Linked DNA regions of Homo sapiens: regions 2 and 3 are each linked to region 1. Evidence: chromatin contacts called from ENCODE Hi-C or POLR2A ChIA-PET data. All regions are on one chromosome and are shown on one strand. The core of a region is the stretch at or near the end of the contact, and the rest is flanking DNA. Distances in the headings are between cores, read along the strand shown. Region 1 holds the start of ECM2 (extracellular matrix protein 2). Region 2 overlaps CENPP (centromere protein P). Region 3 overlaps CENPP (centromere protein P).

What was found. Hi-C counts contacts between places; a loop is a spot of excess contacts on that map. ChIA-PET counts read pairs that join two places held with the same protein, here RNA polymerase II (POLR2A). Pooled maps may share reads with other maps.
Region 2: a map of ascending aorta shows a loop between it and region 1 (8-fold over the local background). The contact joins the enhancer-like site here to the promoter of ECM2 in region 1. A Hi-C loop is called at or near these places in 4 of 168 maps with a recorded cell type or tissue (CD8-positive, alpha-beta T cell, aorta, ascending aorta and 1 more) and 6 of 50 pooled maps. POLR2A ChIA-PET finds 5 or more read pairs at or near these places in 2 of 52 experiments (Panc1 and activated B cell).
Region 3: a loop to region 1 is called in a pooled map, with 2.6 times the contacts of the local background. The contact joins the enhancer-like site here to the promoter of ECM2 in region 1. A Hi-C loop is called at or near these places in 1 of 168 maps with a recorded cell type or tissue (heart left ventricle) and 2 of 50 pooled maps.

What each region holds. Positions count from the first base shown.
Region 1 is chr9:92,533,987-92,537,364 of GRCh38, forward strand. ECM2 (extracellular matrix protein 2) reads right to left here and starts at 2,004. Exons shown (of 10, transcript NM_001393.4): 1 at 1,947-2,004. All of the region lies in intron 5 of CENPP (centromere protein P), which reads left to right.
Region 2 is chr9:92,462,566-92,465,989 of GRCh38, forward strand. The region is part of intron 5 of CENPP (centromere protein P); the gene reads left to right. ASPN (asporin) reads right to left here. Exons shown (of 8, transcript NM_017680.6): 5 at 2,354-2,464. Among named protein-coding and RNA genes, the nearest start is that of ASPN, 18 kb to the right of the region's middle. Within about 2 kb of position 1,611, at least 2 of the 41 ENCODE cell types and tissues checked have a DNase peak (open chromatin) inside an H3K27ac peak, as active enhancers do; they include ascending aorta, where a contact is called at or near this core.
Region 3 is chr9:92,438,474-92,441,985 of GRCh38, forward strand. All of the region lies in intron 5 of CENPP (centromere protein P), which reads left to right. Among named protein-coding and RNA genes, the nearest start is that of OMD, 16 kb to the left of the region's middle. Within about 2 kb of position 2,263, at least 2 of the 41 ENCODE cell types and tissues checked have a DNase peak (open chromatin) inside an H3K27ac peak, as active enhancers do.

The DNA.
Region 1 (3,378 bases), core at 754-3,253:
ACCTTGGTATAGGTTGTTTTTGCTGTTTAATGTATCCTTCTTGGGATCTTTTAAACTAAAAACTTCTTTTTTTCCTATACAAGCTCTCTTCACTCTGTTTTCTCCCATGACTGTTCAAGGGTACATTTTTCCTCTTTAAATTCATTTCTGTCTTCTCTTTGTCTGTGAAGGACTCCTCAGAGTGTCTGTCCCACCAGGAGCTCCCCTTTTTATTTCCTAGTGTAGCTGTATATTCGTGCATTTATTTGTCTGTAATATATCTTGTATTATTTCAAGGGAGTTGGTGAGAGGGGAAGAGGGCACAAGGTCAGCTCAGTTTCCCCTCTTGAATCTCAGTACTTCTTTTTATAACTTCATCTGCCAGAATCATCTTCCTCTAGTCAGGTTTCACTTAGTTAGTTCATAGTCTGACTTGCCACATCACCTTTGTTCAACAAACGGCAGTCTCTAAAGTATCTTCATGCCAGCATACAAACCTTTCTTCAGCGTATATATACATTAATTGCCACAGTCATTTGAAAACCATTACTATAGGTTATTGAAATGACCTATATTTCATAGGTTACTGGAACAACTTTTTGAACAACTTTTTGCAATCTACTTTAGTTTTAGAAAAATTAACATGCAGCATGTAAAGAAGGACCAAATCCATTAGCTGATTGGCACCTGAAATCATAAAAGTCAATTCAGAGAGCAAAGTAGTATGTTGGAAGGGAATAACAACAACAGCAGGGGAAAGCAATATGAAAACCTGAACTGAGAGACAAAGTGAAACTAGAATTTGCTGAGTGGCATGGCAAGTGTGCTCTGATGGATATCATAAGTGCTCTGCAATGCATGAAATGTATACATTGAAATTTTCTTGCATTAACAATTGTATGTGCAGACCTTCCATCCTGTTGTGAGGAGTCAGGGCCTAGACCTCGAGGCTCTAGAGTTAAACTCTCATGAGGGTCTCAGGCATCCTGCTGTCCTGAGGCATCCTGAAAGCACTCACTTATGGGGCATTGCCTGATTGAGTGCTTAGGAGTGTGAATGTGCCAGCTGTGGCCATTCTGAGCACACCCCTCTCTCCCAGTATCCTCATTCTGGAAACTACCTCTCTTTCTTTTTTTCCCCCAAATTGACTCACTTTTACTTACCCAGAAATCTAAATAGATAGGCACAGAAATAAACTTACAGAGCTATTTGAATTTTGACAAAATCAGTATCTAAACAGTCTCACTACAGTGTTTAAATACATTTTAGGAAATGGTCTCTCAATACTAATTTTACTATTAATGCTTAGGCCCTCATTATTTTCATTGATATACAGAATTTTGCTTTGCACTTAATATTTGCTTTCATAAACAACTTCGTAATTGAGTGTTTGCCTCCTAGAGGTAAATTTTCTGGGATTCCAATCATAGTATCATTTTTATCAAGTAATTTTTTTCCTTCTAGCACTTACTGTGTTTATCCCAACATTAAATATTATTTATAAACCTTGATTAACTTATTTTTCTTCATTTAAAATTTCTTACCAGTTATCTTAAGTAAACTTTAAAAATATTAATTTAGAATTTTAAAATTCTACATGAAGTCATGAGATGTCTATTATCTATTTTCACTTCATTCAACAGATTTAAAATGAAAAATATTTTGAATTATTTATGTTCTTTTAGGACTTAAAAATTAATAATATTTTCAAACCAATTTATACTTCTATTGAACACATAATTCCACCTAAACATATAAAAATAATTTAATACTAAGTATACAAGGTCTGAAATACTTGGGAAGTACATCGTGAAAAAAACAAACAGAATAATGCATACTTTGAACTTTAAAAATCTATTAGTAACGAGCTAATTTACTCAAGAGTTAAACAGTTGTGAAATAAAATACCCAAATATTAAAACCATTCCACATGCTAAGTAGAAACTTAAAATTTAAAACTTTTTTACCTGGAGATCTAAACTAAGTAGGCTTTGCTTGGTGTCATTTAAGTCTCCAGCTGAAAATGAAACAAAATCAGAGCTTTCTTTAAAAACAAAGAAAGGACAGAAGGGAATGTTGAAAAGTATTTGCTGAACTTCTTAGTAAAATCTAAAATAACTGCCTCCCTTGGGGATAAATGCCTTTCAGTTCTTTGTGCAGAAAATCAGCCAAGAAAGTAACCAGGGAAAATGGTTACCAAGGGAAATATTTTTTTTAATCATAAGAAAAGTAGAAAACAGCAGTGGGTGTGGGGGAAGAGCATTTTGTTTGCAGGCTGAAAAGGCAGAGTTGGAAACACAAAAATGAGCTTGATTAAGAAATCTGTGGTTTTCATAGACTATTCGCATTAAAAATGTTAAAGTTTATACTAGCCAGGATGATGTCACTTGAGCTTTATCAGATTATAGGGATGATATTCTCGTCAGCTAAAGGCTGTGTATATCTGGAATCTATTTTAAATTGGATTAATAATATTTAACTCATCTGCCCACCCACCTCGATCTCACACACAATACTAACAAAACGACAACAACAAAAAAATGGTTACGTATTAATATCAGTGGAAATTATGTAACTTCTAACCATGAAATAATAGAAAGAAAATGTGAAAGGGAGCTGTGTGGCTCCTAATTACCTGTTACGCTGGCAAATTAGTTGTGTACTTTGGCCTCAGTTTCTTTATCTGCAAATGAGAAGTTAGAGACAGATCAGGATTCCAAGCGCAACCCTGCTGTTTATGAGGGACCTTGAGTAAGTTACTTAATGTTTCTGACCAAAGTTCACTCTTCTGTAAAACTAGGGTGATACCTTTCAAATTTTTCTGAAAATAAAAGGAATAACAGATATGAAGGTCCTAACTCAGTGCCTATCCTAGACTAGGTAATTTTAGAACTATTTTTTAAATTTTTTTTTTTTTTTTGAGACGGGAGTTTTTGCTCTGTTGCCCAGGCTAGAGTGCAATGTCGTGATCTCAGCACACTGAAACCTCCGCCTCCCAGGTTCAAGGGATTCTCCTGCCTCAGCTTCCCGAGTAGGTGGGCTTAAAGGCGCCTGCCACCATGCCAGATTAATTTTTGTATTTTTTTTTTTAGTAGAGATGGGGTTTCACCATGTTGGCCAGGCTGGTCTCGAACTCTTGACCTCATGTGATCCACCCACCTCGGCCTTCCAAAGTGCTGGGATTACAGGCATGAGCCACCGCACCTGGCCTGAAATTCTTATATCGTTATTTCAGGGGTCCAAATCATTTGGCAAAGAGGAGCTAAATATTTGTTTAAATGACGTGGTTAGACTGAATCAGGATTTTGTAAAATGACCTAGATAGACTGAATCAAGATAAGGGACTAAATACATAAGCCACTCAACTTCCTAAAAATAAGGAAAATGATATCTATTTTT
Region 2 (3,424 bases), core at 361-2,860, 72 kb before region 1:
TTCTATATTAGCAATAAAGACGGATGAAGATAATTGAAACATCTTTATGAATAGCAATAATAGTTTCCATGACTGAATTTATTTTGATAACAGAATCTATTTTGAATTTTAAAATAAATAAACTAGGGAGCAGAAAAATAATTCTTCTAAACTGAGAAGGTTCTAATTTCTTGAATTTTGATTAATTGAGCTTAATTGTATTTATGGAATGATTATGTGGACCCTCCAGTATGTAAGGTAAAGGTTCTGTCCTCAAAGACATTATTTGCTAATTTAGAGCAGATCCATCATACATACAAAAATCACTAGAAAAATAGCTGGTGCAACGTGCCAGCGAATCTAGAATAGGTTGTACAAAGTTGGAAGAGAATAATCTCTGGGAGAGGACTTGTAGAAGTTGAGGGAACTGTTGTGTCCCTTAGGAAATGGGGAAGGTGGGTAACCAGAGAGAAGATTGAAGTGTAGCCTCTAGGATAAAACGAGCAGAGGTGTGAATTTGGCAGAAGCTCAGTAACTGCTGACAAATGTTAGCACACTTTTGTACCGGAATTTCTGTTCCCACCCTGTCTTCAAACAGGTCTCCCCTCTTCCCCACATAATATTATGCAGTAGAACTTCCTGAACGAATAGGAAAGAAGACATTTTCATCCTGTCCACATGATAACTTGTTGGGTCTGGTAAGGACCCTCAGGATACCTGCATCCTTTCATCTTGCCACAGGGGGTAATACTGACTGGATTATGCCATGCAGGCAGTCAGCTTTCACAGGTTAGTGAATTCTGAATGTCAAGGGGATTTGAAGGAATAGTTATTTAAGTTGAGAGATTTGATTCCAATTTAAATTTCTAAAGATTCCTTTTGGCTTTGAAAGAATCTTGAAAACTCATGAGAAGTTAAACCTTTACTTTTAAGATACACTTTGAAATTTAAATAGAATTTTGCAGTGTAGGAAAGACTTTTGGTGTGAACATAAAGAATGGCCATGTCAGGAGATGTGGCCTGGAACAGCAGCTCCCTCCTCCAGCCCTGTAGGCTGTCCTCCTCTCCTCCCTCTACCTTCCTCTTTTCCTTGTCTTCACTCTCCTTTACTGGATGTTATCTTCCAGCAGATGAAAGGGATTTTATATGTTTAACTTATTGGGTAGCATTTGCATTTTTTGTTGTTTTTCTAAAATGGGAAGGTAAATGTAACATTTTTGGTTTCTTGTAGAAAAACATCCACCTCCTTTAAAGCTACACTGAGGTGTTTTTTTGGATTTGTATAGTTCTGAATTAAACTGTTGTTTTCCTGGATAGAAAAGTTATTTTTCCTCTTTTACTTTAGATGATCTTTAGGTGACCTAAGTGAAAGGTCACCTCTTGATTAATAATAACAGCTTTACTGTGTCTTTTAAATTATCTGTATATGTTTGTTTTATTGATCTTCTGGATCAGGTGAGTAGATTAGAGGGGGTCGTGATGAAGTTGCTGCTTTAACTCATGGATACTGAAAGACGGAGCTGTTGGAAAGTAAAAATATGTTGTTAATCATAGGGGTTATTTTTGGCCCAGTTAGTCATCAAAGCAAAGAGAGCATGTGCCCTTGTTGGGAATAAGGAAAGCAAGACTTTGAGCAAGAGTTCCAAGAAAGGCAATCCTATGCAGCTAATCATCAGACAGGGAGCTTGGAAGTAATGGGTTAGAACACTGGTCATCTGGCAGACTTAAGGAGCATTCTACTTGAGGTGCTAGCCTTGGGTCACACAAAGCCATGATAAAGAGCACAGTGCTCATCTTGGTAATGATTATGTCACAGGTGGTCACTTCCTACGTGCTGGATGTTGTCCTCAGACCTTTCTGTGTATTGGCCCATTAGTCTTCACAGTACACCTGGGAAGAAGCTGGGTACAAAATGCCTTGCCTTGAATGGCATGTCCATTCCTGCCAGAGCCAGGGGCTGCCCAGTCTGGGCTCATAGGCTTCACCTCAAACTGTGGCTAAATGCCTGGGGACAGGGTCTCTTGCCCCATCTATCTTTCTCTGCTTTCTTCTGTATAGAATTCTCTACCTCTAACAGGTACTGCACAGAATGACAGGTATAAATGAGTAAATGTCAGGAAAGAGAAGGAAAACTAAAAGTTCATTGCTTCTTAATGTTTATTCTTAGTGGAGTAAAAAAAATTGTGGCTTAATTCTGTCAGGAAAAAGGCACTACATATGGCATTTTATGTGTGTGTAGACTATATTGACCAGATTTACTGGTGCAAAGATTTCTAGTTGCAGTGTATACTGCACAGTTTACAATATTAGATTGAATCGTTATTGAAAGGTGACAACTTTAAAATACCATATCTTAGATAAAGTAAATACAAACCTTTAGGAACTGAGGTCAGTTTTGCTTCTGCAATTCTGATATGGAACACCGTCACCCCTTCAAATGCCCCTGGCTCTATCCCATTATTATCAAGAGGGTTTGCACTCATTTCTGTCAGGGGAGAATGACATGACTTAGCACACATAGGTTGTATATAAAGGAAACTCACAGTGCAGAGAGACACATCCCAAGAATGAATATCCCAAGAAGCGTGAGCTTCATCCTTTAGGCTCATTTTCACTCGGTATATCTGCTTCTGTCTATCTACTGTCCTTTCTGTCAGCATCAGAAAAATACGGCTTTGTATTATGTAAACTGGAATATATGAGAAGTTCACTATTTTTCACTTTGAATTACCATATCAGTGACATTTTCACTCTCCTCCAACCATGAGCACAATTAAGGTTTTGTTATTGTAATAGTGCATCAAAAAAGATCATCCTTCATATAATCCAAAATGTTTATGTTTTTCTGTGTACATTTTTGTGTCTTAAACTTTTTTTAAATTGTAAGTCAATTAGAAATTGTTGTTTTGTTAGCAGAAATATAACCTTGAAGAAATGCCAGTAAGTGAGGCCAGGCACTTGGTTGAATTAAATGAATAAATGAATTAGTATCTTGGTTATGAATTTTGAATGGATATTATAGGGAGATGGCATGGTTATATGATAGGTGTCAGAAATAAAATCAGGTAGAGTTTTAAATATAAGACAAAAAATTCCTCACATCGATAATCTTAAAGCAGATAACCAAATGTTAGGTGCACATTCCAAATAATATCCAAACTAATTTTGTGTATTATATTTGAGTAGCTTATGCAATACATTAAAAATACTACCTTTAAATTAAATAATAAGTTATATTTTATTAGGGTCTGGTCAGAAACAGAAACCACGCTAAGTGTTTCAAAGGAGGTTCTTTTTTTTTTTTTTGAGATGGAGTTTCATTCTGTCACCCAGGCTGGAGTGCAGTGGCGCAATCTCGGCTCACTGCAACCCCTGCCTCCTGGGTTCAAGCAATTCTCCTGCCTAAGCCTCCCGAGTAGCTGAGATTACAGGCACCTGTCACCAC
Region 3 (3,512 bases), core at 1,013-3,512, 95 kb before region 1:
TTTACAGTAAGTTCTGCCATTGGAGAGTATACATCCTCTAACTTTGTTGTTCTTTTTCCAAATTGTTTTCACTGTTGTAAGTCCTTTGCATTTTCATATAATTTTTGAGATTGGTGTGTCTACATCTACCATTATTAAGATTTCATAATGATTGAGTGCTTAGTATTTAAACATTGCATTTAAACTGCTTCATTTTTGACTGGGTGTGGTGGTTCTTGCCTGGAATCCCAGCACTTTGGGAGGCCAAGGCAGGTGGATCACTTGAGGTCAGGAGTTCGAGGCCAGCCTGGCCAACATGGTGAAACCCCGTCACTACTAAAAATACAAAAATTAACCAGGCATGGTGGCATGTGCCTGTAATCCCAGCTGCTTGGGAGGCTGAGGCAGGAGAATCTCCTGAACCTGGGAGGCAGAGGTTGCAAAGCTGAGGTTGCATTACTGCACTCCAGCCTGTGTGACAGAGCGAGACTCCATCTCAGTCAATCAATCGGTCAATCAATAAACTGCTTCATTTGTTATTGCTACGTGGTATGGCCTTAGTAAATGCTTGGTGCTGTTCTTTTGTTCTTATTAAGATTTTCCAGTATGGGGAAGTGACTTAGATTTTTTTGCATATGAAGCACAATTCTGTTTGTCCGTTTTCAAGTATTTCATCTTTTTGTTTTCCCAAGTATTTTTATTAGATCGTGTGTTATTATTTTTGCTTCTAGTTAGAAGTTATTGGCTAAATTTTAAAAATATAATAATAGTGGCTTAAGACTATTTTAAAGTAGACCTGGCTTTCTTGTCTTTATTTTCAGACTTCCATAGCTTATTAGAATAAGACTGCCCTCCCATGGTGAAAATTAGGTAATTTTTTTCAGTAAATTTAATGGGCTTATTTTTGGAAAAAATAATTTAAAATATATATATTTTTAAAATATGTGGGAAATAAGTGATAAGCTATTCTGTGTTTCCAAATAAACAGAGATTGTAGAATCCTCCCCAGCCCCCACTAGCTATAGAGTCACAGTGGCTGACCAGCATGGGAGGCCCTGGCCACAGCTTTTCATGAGTTGGTGGTCTTAAGTCACCTGTCTCTCTGGAGAATCAGTTTTATAATCTTAAAATGAAGAGGTTTCAATGAGGCTGCTCCACATCTAAACTTGTGTGGCTCCTTTGTCTTTCTATGCCACCTTCTCTTTGTCTTCCTATTATTTTATGGGATATCGCTTTATATCTAGTCCTCTTTCTCAATCCCATGTTAAAATTCTTGGAATGCTCTTGAGTCTTATTGGTCTGATCCCCTCTATATTTTCTGTAGAATTATGTAATATTACTACAAGTACCATTTGGGTGAAAGGAACTCTTTGATCTTCAAAGTAGTGAAATGATTCTAAGTATGGATAAGAGTGGTGAATATAGAGACCTAGGAACCAGAATTTCTGTTACTTATGTTTATTCAAGTTAATATTTACAGTGGCCTCCCCTTATCCACAGTTTTGCTTTCCCCCATTTGAGTTACCCATGGTCAACCATGGTCCAAAAATATTAAATGGAAAATTCCAGAAAGAAATAATTCATGTTTCAAATTACATGCTATTTTGAGTAGCCTGACGAAGTCCTGTGCTGTCCAGCTCTGTCTAGTCCAGGACATGAATCATCCCTGTGTGCAACATATCCACACTATATACACTCACCTCCCATTAGTCACTTAGGGTTATCAGATCACCTGTCATGGTATCCCAGCACTTACGTTGTAGTAAACCTTATGTCAAAGAGAATCTATAACGGGGTGCCTAGTCTTTTGGCTTCCCTGGGCCACATTGGAAGAAAAAGAATTGTCATGGGCCACACATAAAACACACTAACACTAGTGATAGCTGATGAGTTAAAATAAATAAATAAATAAATAAATAAATAAATAAATAAATCACAAGAAAACTCATCATGTTTTAAGAAAGCTTACGAATTTGTGTTGGGCCACATTCAAAGCCATCCTGGGCTACAGTGGGCCATGGCTGTGGGTTGGACAAGCTTGATCTATAAAGTGCTTCCCTTAAGTGAAAACTTTTCCCTTAGTAAAAGTTCTCAACTTAATAAGGAAAGAAAAAGAATGGTATGGTAAGAGTGCTAACATCTGTAGTAAGACCAAATCTCCTATCTGTAAAATTGTGAAGAAGGAAAAAGAAACTAGTTTAGTTTCCTGTTGCACCTCAAACTGCGAAAGTTATGACCACAATTAATGCATTATAAGTATTTAGTTAAGAGGGAAAAGGCATTAAATCTGTGAGTGGAAGACGTGAACAGAAATGTGTTTTGACTGACAACAATCAGGTTTTGTACTTGCTGTGGTTTCAGGCATCTACAGGGGATGTCTTGAAACATATCCCCCAAGGTAAAACCGAGACTATTGTTCAGTAAGTCCTCACTTAACATCGTCAATGGGTTCTTTGAAACTGCGACTTTAAGTGAAATGACATATAATGAAACCAATTTTACCATAGGCTAATTGTTATCAAACAAGTGTTAAGTTCCTGTGGCATATTTCTGGTTATAGAATCATCACCGAACTTCGTAATGAAGACCCAAAACACTTCTAATATTAAACATTGAAATAAATGTGAGCTATCTGTATGTTTAAGAAAACGTTAATAAAAAACAAGTGCATGAATTTTTGTATTTTATTAGTCATACTTTTGGATGTTACTTACATGGTATGTAACTACAGTGTTAAAATTAATCAAGCTACATATTTATCATCTATGTACTTTTCTATACATATATCAAACATCAATAGAAAGTTTATAAGAAGTCGACAGTATGGATTCAACTACTAATTTATAGGAAATGCAGACAGAGGAATATGTTAAAGTACACCACAAGTACGCAGTCAGCAAAATCTAGACTGTGGGAAATGCCTGTGAGACAAACAACTTGGTTTCTCCATCAAATAAAATGTAAGGAAGAAAAAAAGGGATGAAGGGGAAATGTATAGGTTAAAAAAGACTTAAAAGGTATATTGGCCAGGTGCAGTGGCTCACACCTGTAATCCCCACACTTTGGGAGGCTGAGGCAGGCAGATCACTTGAGCCCAGGAGTTCAAGACCAGCCTGAGCAACATAACAAGACTCCACCTCTACAAAAAACACAAAAGTCAGCCTGGCATGATAGCGCGTACCTGTAGTCCCAGCTACTCAGGAGGCTGAGGCACGAGAGTCACTTCAACCGTGGAGGTGGAGGTTGCAGTGAGCCGAGATCGCGCCACTGCACTCCAGCCTAGGTGCCAGAGTGAGACTCTTAGGAAACAAAGCAAAACAAAACAAAGACTTAAAAGATATATCAACTTATGACATCTGTGTGGGCCTTATGTGGATACTGACTCAACAGACAAACGAGTTTAAAAATTGTGGAACAGTTGGCAAGTTGAACATTTGCTGGGTTTGATGATAGTAAGGAAATATTGTCAATTATTTTTTGGTATGGTAATTGTATTGTAGTTAATGTTTTAAAAAGTAGAGAGAGGTATTCTT